Linked DNA regions of Mus musculus: region 1 is linked to region 2. A link is a loop called in an ENCODE intact Hi-C map of the cell type or tissue named here. Cell type or tissue: left cerebral cortex. All regions are shown on one strand. Each heading gives the region's core, and the rest is flanking DNA. Links, peaks and the distances in the headings are about the cores only. Region 1 holds the start of Taf8 (TATA-box binding protein associated factor 8). Region 2 has its middle 7.5 kb from the start of Gm41589.

Region 1 (4,393 bases), core at 114-4,113, 360 kb before region 2:
GACTTCTCTGACCTTTGAGGAGCTAACTCTGGTCAATATATCATACTCAGTGGGAAAGTAAGCTACTTTTGGGGCCAAAACTGAGGTGAGAGGGAACCACTGAACCCACCCACCTGCTATTTCCACTTCTAGATCTCCAGCCTGGACATCTTAGTAACATCCTAGGTAAAGCTGGCAATGCGGACATCACGTGTATTCTGGCTTCTGCTGCCCCCAAGCCTACCTCTTGGCAGATGAACTCACCGAGCTTAGAAGGTGGCCTCTCATTCTCTCTCTCGCTGCAGGACATCTGTTTTTGGGCAGTACGAGTGATCACAACCCCGCCGGCCACAGACAGACCAGGGGCGTGCACTCCGTTTCCTGGGCACCCAAACAAAGCGAGTGTCCACCCCCACAGGCGCGCGGTGTTTACAAAGTCCGCGCTGCACCGCAGAACTCGAGCTGGAAGCTGAGCAGGAAGTGGGGACGAGGGGGCGGGTGAGACAAAGGCGCTGGGTGCTGAGCTCTGCCTGGGTCTGGTCTCTGACACCCAGCGAAGCAGGCACGAGAAAGGTCATCCAGCTCTGAACCCTACTCTATTCATCGGGTCTACAGACCTTGGGCCGGGGCGGGGTTGCTCCGTCAGGCTTAGGGGTACACATTGCAGAGGGATGCCTTCTGAGTATCTGCAATTCCTGGCGAACGCTGCCCAGGAAGTAAACAGTAGACCTGAGTTCTTAACTCTTACCACAAACCCAGGTACCCGCGACACCTGTTATCTCACCCGTTATTTCACCTGGGCCCCCAGTTATCACGTGGGGGAGACTGAGGCACGGTGAGGTTAGGTAACTGTGACCAGAGTTTGAAGGCTAACAAGCCTTAGGATTCAAACCCAGCGACAGCATCTGGCCAGGCATAACCACCCCTGCCCCTGTCCCCTAGATTAGGATGGATAAGGAGAGGCAGTCTCTCTTGAAGAATTTCCAGACCGTAGAGGCTGATGGGTAACATGGGCACACAGTTCTGGGGGTGAGAGAGACAGGCTTCTACGCTCACTAAGTAAACACTAGAGGCAACAGTGCAGGAGAATCACCCAAGGAGCTTGGTGGTAAGACAAAAGCCAGCACCCAGGTATAGGCTGTTGCCTAACTTGCAAGAAAACCCCGGGTTCCCCTAGCACTACTTACATTGAGTAAGACGGTGAATTATTGTAGCCCCGGATCTCTGGAGAAGGAATGGGTAGGATAATCAGGGTAGGGTGTTTGTCTTTGTTATTGGTCTGTTGCCTGAAGACACCACTCACGACCAAGGCAACTCTTGTAAAAAGAAGCATTTAATTGGGTCTGCTTGCAGTTTTAGAGGTTTATCAGTCATGGTGGGGAGCATGGCTGTGTAAATGGCGCTGGGACAATAGCTGAGGACCCTATGCTATATCCTGGTGTGCAGGCTGACAGAGGCTCACACTCAGAGACAGAGAGGCAGGGATTGAGAGAGAGACAGACAGACAGACAGACACTGGGCCAGGTGTAAGCTTTTGAAACCTCTAAGCCCACCTCCAGTGACACCTCTCCTCTAACAAATTGCCCAACTCTGGTGACTTAGCATTCAAATATTTGAGCCTAGGGGGTCCATTCTTATTCAAACCACCATGACATTCAAGGGGCAAAGTTGCTCCAGTTAAGAGTACTCTTCTCTTCCAGAGATTCAGTTCCCATCATCTACCTGGCAGTTGTGACACTCAATATGAGTGCTCAAATTTGGGTCATCTCCAAGAGCAGTATGTGTTTGTTCTTTTTTTTTTTTTTAAGATTTTATTTATTTTATGTATATGAGTACACTGTAGCTGTCTTTTAGACACACTAGAAGAGGGCATCCAAACTCATTGCAGATGGTTGTGAGCCACCATGTGGTTGCTGGGAATTGAACTCAGGACCTCAGGACCCCAGGAAGAAGAGTCAGTGCTCTGATTGACCACTGAGCCATCTCTCCAGCCCAGTATGTGTTCTTAACTACTGAGCCACCTCTCTGCCCCAAAGTGTATTTTTAAAAGAGATTTATTTGTTTCAATTATATGAATACACACACTGTAGCTGTCTTTAGACACACCAGAAGAGGGCATTGGATCCCATTACCGATAATTGTAAGCCACCATGTGGCTGCTGGGAATAGAACTCAGAACCTCTGGAAGAGCAAGCAGAACCAAAGTGTTTTTTTGTTTTTAAATATTTATTTATTGCATACATGTGGGTATATTGGTCTTGTCTTCAGACACACCAGAAGAGGGCGCCAGATTTCTTTTTCTTTTTTTAAAATATTTATTTATTTATTATATACACTGTAGCTGTCTTCAGACACACCAGAAGAGGGCATCAGATCTCATTACGGATGGTTGTGAGCCACCATGTGGTTGCTGGGATTTGAACTCAGGACCTTTGGAAGAGCAGTCGGCGCTCCTAACCGCTGAGCCATCTCACCAGCCCCTCTTTTTCTTTTTCTTTTTCTTTTTCTTTTTTTTTTTTTTTACAGGGTTTTCTCTTTGTAGCCCTGGCTGTCCTGGAACTCACTCTGTAGACCAGGCTGGCCTCGAACTCAGAACTCCACCTGCCTCTGCCTCCCAAGTGCTGGGATTAAAGTCGTGCACCACCAAGGCCCTGCGAAGGCGCCAGTTCTCATTGTAGATGGTTGTGAGCCATCACGTGGTTGCTGGGAATTGAACTAAAGACCTCTGGAAGAGCAATCAGTGCTCTTAACCGCTGAGCCATCTCTCCAGACCCAAATTGTATTCTTAGTGTATTTCTGAGAACTTACTTCATACAAATGGCTTTGTTTTTGTTTTTATTTTTATTCTTTTCTTTTCAGGGAAAGGGTCTCCTTATGTAGTCCTAAACTGGCCTTTAATTCATTGCATAGCCCACGCTAGCCTGGAACTCTAGATCCTCTGGTCTCAGCTCCAAAGTGCTAGGATTACAGACGGCAGGCTCCTGGACAAAATATGTTTCTTTTAACTCAGTGCATCTCACAGTGCGTCTTCCAGATCAATTGCTACAGCTACTGACTTAAGTGTCCAAGAAAGCTTGGGTCACACAACGCCACGTGAGCTTGGGCTATCCCGAGCTCCCTCCACCCCCACCCCAGACTCACACGTGTTCGTAGAGCTTTTCTATAAGGCGGGGCACCCGCGGCCCCGCCCTTCTCCACCTCCCACCCCGCAACTACAAGTCCCATCGTGCCCCGCGCTCACGCACACTACGCAAGAGCAAGATGGCTGACACGGCGGCCGGGCCTGGTGGCTCCGGAACGGTAAGGGTGGAGAGGCGCGGCGTGAAGCCGAAAGAGTTTGGGTCTTCTGGATCTCTCCCACGGTTTGGGCCACGGTCTCGAACCGAGAAGCCCAGGCCCGCTCTGAGACCCGGGGCTGGAGAGTATCTCTGGCCGTAGGCGGTCCCCGCTGCTTGGCTTTTGGCAGCGGCCTCCTGAATTGCTGCATCTGAGACTTGATTGGCTTGTTCCTTGTTGAGGTGGGAACCCGGAACTCCTTCTGATTGGTCTGAAGAGGCTGTTTTTATCCTCTTACTGGCCGGCCGAAGTTGGAACTTCGTAAAATATTTACTTGCTCTGCCTTTCTCTGCGGTGATGCCTAGCTCTCCTCTGCATCCTGTGGTGGTAGCTGGTTTAATTTTCCTGGTTACTGAAATGGTGTGATGGGACAAGAAGATAGTAGATTTATTCGCTCAGTACCATCATTCGTGTATATATTCTTCCTTTGCTTTTCCCTCTCTCTTCCTGCCTCCTCTCGCGCCTGCCTCTGCCTCCCGGGTGCTGGGAATAAAGGCGTGCCCACCACAGACCCGCTCCTGTAACTTTGCTCCAGAAAGAAGTGAATGGGGCTGGAGAGATGGTTTAGTGGTTAAGACGGACTTGCTGGTCTTTCAGAGGACCTGAGTTTGGTGGAGTGGCTCACAATCACCTGTAACTCCTGCTTCACGGAATCCGGGCCAGCGCGGCACCTGCACTCGCAGGAACACACACACGCGCGCAAAACACACACATCTAGTGGTTCAAAGTCTCACTCTGGGCTTCTGATTTCCAGAGACCGGGAAGTAAGCAATCCACTAACCCTGCTGATAACTACCATCTGGCCCGGAGGAGGACCCTGCAAGTGGTTGTGAGCTCCTTGCTGACAGAGGCGGGATTTGAGAGTGCCGAGAAAGCGTCTGTGGAGACACTGACAGAGATGCTGCAGAGCTGTGAGTACCAAGAAACACTAGGCCCGCTGTTTCCTTTACAGACCCCCCCCCAGCTCCGTGAACTCCATCCCAGATTCTCTCTCCCCTTCTCTTGGAAGACTGTTAGAGACTCAGCTTCAGGCAGAAGAAACACACATGTCCATTGTAGAATGAGACTGTTTCGATGC
Region 2 (4,393 bases), core at 240-4,239:
CCAGGTGTGTGTGACTCACACATATACCTGTACATACACACACTAAATAAATGTAAATACAGATATATGCGTAGCTTGAGCCACAGCCAACCTTCCTGAGTAAGTTCAAGGTTCCCCTGCATCTGACGCACAGGGTCCTTTGAGGAACAAACCAACCTTGCTTGTCCCTTTGGGAAGACTGTCTCACATTCTGCCTACAAAGTCAAGAGTTTGAATCTGTCTCCATTGGCATTTTGTCAGCCAGCATTTCTGATGCCCGACTTGGGGGCCACGAGACAAAACCCCAAACTGAAAGCGACTACAGGGAGGGAGCAAGAGTGGGAGGAGACTCACAGTGCTTTTAGGAGAGGCTCTGGGAACTAAGGAAAGAGTTTCAGGTTTCACATCAGAAACTAAAGATGAGCTGCAGATGAGTGGCCACCTCCTGACTGCTTGCGAAGCCTCTCAGAGTCCACACTTTGCAGACCTTGTCTGATCCCTCCATGCACAACTGTAGGAGGGGAGGAGGAGACAGGTGTTGTCATCCTCCTGTTAGAGACCAGAAGCAGCTGGGAGCACAACTGGACATCAGATCTTTGAACTCCCTCCTCACCCACCCACTTGCCACATAAGCCCCACTGTCAAGTAGAGGTCACAGCATATGATAAGGAGATGCGTTTACAAACAGCAGAACAAATGAGAGGCACCTATTCACGCAGGGTTTTGTGCATCCCAGATGGGCCTCGAACTCCTGGACTTTGGGTCCTCCTGCCTCTACCTCCCTGGCTAGGATTTGAGGTGTGTGTAGCACGGCACTTGACTGATACAGCGGTAGAGACTGAACCCAGGGCGTCATGCAGTCCCCGCAAGCACTTGACCAAATGTTCAGTATGTTTTGTAGTTGTTTGTTCGTTCGTTCGTTCATTTGTTTTTGGTTTTAAGCTTCCGGTTCAAAACATACAGCACCATGCCTCACCTCTTGAACAGGGCTAAGGTCTTTTTTCTAGTCGTAGCTGGCTAATAAATCAAACGGAAGGCCCCCCAAAAACTGAAGATTGTTTTTCCTTAAGCAAAAGTAATCTGTTCTTTCTCTATGCTGCTCAGTAATGCGGTCAAATGATCAGGAAAAAAAAATGCAGTGTAATTTCTGATGCAGTTTTAACCCTTGGAGTATCTGGTCAGGGTTCTGAGTCTCGACCCTTCCCAAGGACAATGCAGCCTTGGCCTGGGGTACAGGAAAGGGGAGCAGTGTATCGTAGCATCATAGAACTCCTGTCTGGCCACTCATATCCTCACTCTAGCTGTACCCTCAGTACAGGATGGAGGACACATCACTCCCCACTGCAAAAGACAGAGCCTCCCCCTCAGACCTGCTGGACAGCTTCTCTCAGTTGATCCAGCCCATTTCTCGAAATCAATCAGCCCTCTCCTCTGATCACTCCCATCAGGGGGAGAGGGGGTGGTGTTGGGATGGGGAAGGGGGGGGATGGGCTCCGGCCATGCTGTGCGTGTAGATGTCAAAGAACAATTTGAAGAAGTCAGTTCTCATCAGGTTTTTTTCATTCCACAGTGTGGTCCCTCTCAACCATCACACTGACCCTTCATGAGCATCACACACACACACACACACACACACACACACACACACACACACTCACACTCATACACATTCATACACTTATACACATACTCACAATCATACACACTCATACACACTTACACTCACACACATTCACACACACACATACACATATCGAAATGTAATTTTTAAAAAATCCAAATATTTAAGCAGAGTCCAAGGCTATAGGCCTTGTAATCCTAGCTACTCAGAGGATAAAGCAAGAAGATTGAAACTAGTTCAAGGCCAGCCTGGGGTAGGGAATGAGTTTAAGAGCAGTCACAGTCTACACAGGCAGACAGACAGACACACACAAAATAAGAATCTCTTTAGCAATTGACAGGGAGAAGGAAGGAAAGAAAGAAAAGAGAAAGAAAGAAAGAGAGAGAGGGGAGGGGGAGGGGAGGGAAGGGGGAAAGGGAGGGGAGGGGAGGGAAGAGGGGAGGGGAGGGGAGGAGCTAGAGGCATAGCTCAGTGGCACAGCACTTGCTTGACATGTGTAAAGAGTTATTTAGATTTAGCACTAAAAATAAGAGATGGAAATCCAACCCTTCCCAAGGCCCACAGGGCTCTGAATGGCCATTCAAGGCTCCCTCCCCCATACCTAGACCTCCCCTAGCTTCCTACAGATCTAAAGCTAGCCACACATGCTCTCTGCTGCATGGCCACTCTGTCTTCTCCACCCTACTCCTCAAGGAGGCTGCATTAGATCTTCTGCCTGGTCCCTACTTCACAAGAGCATGTATGTATCCCAGTTTGCAGCATCCACCTCTGCCCACATCCACCCGTGGTGGCCAGAGAGAGAAGCATGTCTTATAATCTCCAAGATTCCCAGTACCTTAATGCGACCGGCAAATAGCACGTGCTCATGAAAGAATAAGCTAACTGGGCTGGAGCAACAGCTCAGGACCCAGGTTCAATCCCAGCACCCACATGGTGACTCACACCCCCCATAACTCCAGTTCTAGAGGATCCAATGCCCTCTTGTGGCCACTGGGGGCACTGAGCATGCACAAGATAATACACAGACATACAAGGCAAAAAAAGGCTTCTGCACATAATAAATAAATAAATCTAAAAAAAATAAAATAAAATGAAAGTGGCTGCTAAATGTATAAATGAAAATCAGGGCTTCTCAAGTCAGAAATTAAAATAATAATGATAACCCCACACTATGTGATCCCAAAATTCTCATAGCCATTTAGACCCTAAGTTTTATTTTTCCTTCTCTTCTTCCTCTAAAAGTATTTTCAATGTCAGTAGATCAGTAGCCAGCATGACCCACACCGCTCCTAGCTTCTTGTCCTCTAGGCGGAAACAAACAACCTAAATATTCATTTCCTCGGCCCGAATTCCTCTAAGTGGCTACTCTGGGAATTTCAAATTCTTAGAAAACATCCCAGAGGGGTTTTTGGTGGTTGTGTCTGTCCTTTAACTCAGAAGAGCTTTTCTAAAAGACTCATGGAGCAATTCACATAGAAAGACTTTAATAGTTCTTTAAAATGCAGCCCCGGGGAGGATGGCACAGTGGGTAAAGTGGCAGCTGCAGAGGCAGAAGGACCCCGAGTTCAGATCTCCATCACCCACCTAAGACAAGCGAAACAATAAACACGATGGCATGGGGCTATAGTGGAGCACAAGGAGGCAGAGACAGGAGGATGGGGTCCCGGAGTTCACTGGCCAGCCACTGAATGAATGAGCTCCGGATTCAGTGAGAAATTCCGTTTCAAAATTTAAAGTGAAAAGGGCCGGACCGAGGCCTGGGACAGGTGGGGACACATGGTAAGGGCATATGCCACAGAGACTGTCAACCTAAGTTTGACCTCCAGAACCCACAAAGTGGAAGCAGAGAATCAGCTCCCACAAGCTACCCTAGACCGCCACGCATGCGCAGGGGTACACATATACACAAATAAAAGTCAAATGAATAAATAAGTTAAATAAGGTGACAGGGCACCTGAGGAGGAAACAGGCAACACTGACATCTGGCTTGCGTATGCACACACGCATGCGCGCAAGCACGCACGCATATACGCAGGCACGCACGCCCATATCCATCAGTGGATAAGCATACCAGTAACTGCAATCCGGCGGGTTTTAGTCCCTTTCCGGACAGGGTGGGGATAAAGAGAAAAATCTCAACTATATTTTAACCTCACCAGTTACTCTCCAATATGAAAATCTAAAAATACGGTTAACCCACAAGATCCTTTAAGATTGTAGCCTTCCCACAAGATCTCTGAGGACTCCAGCCCTCTTCCCTGTTTCAGCCACACAGTTTCGTGAGTTCAGAAATGTGTGGCTCCAGGGCAGGTCTGGAGCACCTGTCTGGATCCTTATTTTTTCTGGGTCAATATCCAAAGTCAATAAAACCATCTAGAGCTTTCTCCCGAAAAGCCCAGAGTGGCAGTCCAGGTCCCGGAAGTCACCATACACCGTCAGTCAGTAAGGACCCTATCACCACTCGCACGAATTGCAATAGCCCACATGTGAGCTCATCAGGCAAGTTCACACTAAGCTTTGAGGGTCCACTTCGCCTCCCCAAAGCTACCTGCTGCCCGGGAACAACAGCTTAACTAACCTCAAGCTTGACTCAGCATTAGATCATCCAGCCAGCTGGCTGGAGAGGAAACTTCGAAGATGAACTGAAATTATTTTGGGTGCCTGAAAGTACAAGCTCCCTCTACAGCAGCACGTATAATTAGGATTTTTTTTTTTAATAAATCTACAACAGGGCTGGAGAGGTGGCTCAGCAGTAGTGAAGGGCACTTAACTGCTTGCTCCTGGCAGACTACC

The links. Hi-C counts contacts between places; a loop is a spot of excess contacts. Peaks named below come from ENCODE experiments on the same cell type or tissue, not always from the same donor. Only the 100,000 strongest peaks of a DNase experiment are listed, where the experiment ranks them.
Region 1: it touches region 2 in a loop (2.2-fold over the local background); 1 of 42 quality-filtered maps calls a loop at or near these places.

What each region holds. Positions count from the first base shown.
Region 1 is chr17:47,501,117-47,505,509 of GRCm38, reverse strand. It overlaps Taf8 (TATA-box binding protein associated factor 8), which reads left to right and starts at 3,219. Exons shown (of 9, transcript NM_022015.4): 1 at 3,219-3,279; 2 at 4,070-4,226. The coding sequence starts at 3,241. It also overlaps a transcript of Ccnd3 not described here. In left cerebral cortex, for the core only: CTCF peaks have their summits at 2,270 (motif pointing right) and 3,324; DNase peaks (open chromatin) are centred at 421, 3,258 and 3,450; H3K4me3 peaks cover 1,932 bases; H3K27ac peaks cover 1,750 bases.
Region 2 is chr17:47,145,007-47,149,399 of GRCm38, reverse strand. It overlaps a transcript of Trerf1 not described here. Among named protein-coding and RNA genes, the nearest start is that of Gm41589, 7.5 kb to the right of the region's middle. In left cerebral cortex, for the core only: a CTCF peak has its summit at 2,588 (motif pointing left); DNase peaks (open chromatin) are centred at 2,537 and 4,134; H3K27ac peaks cover 166 bases.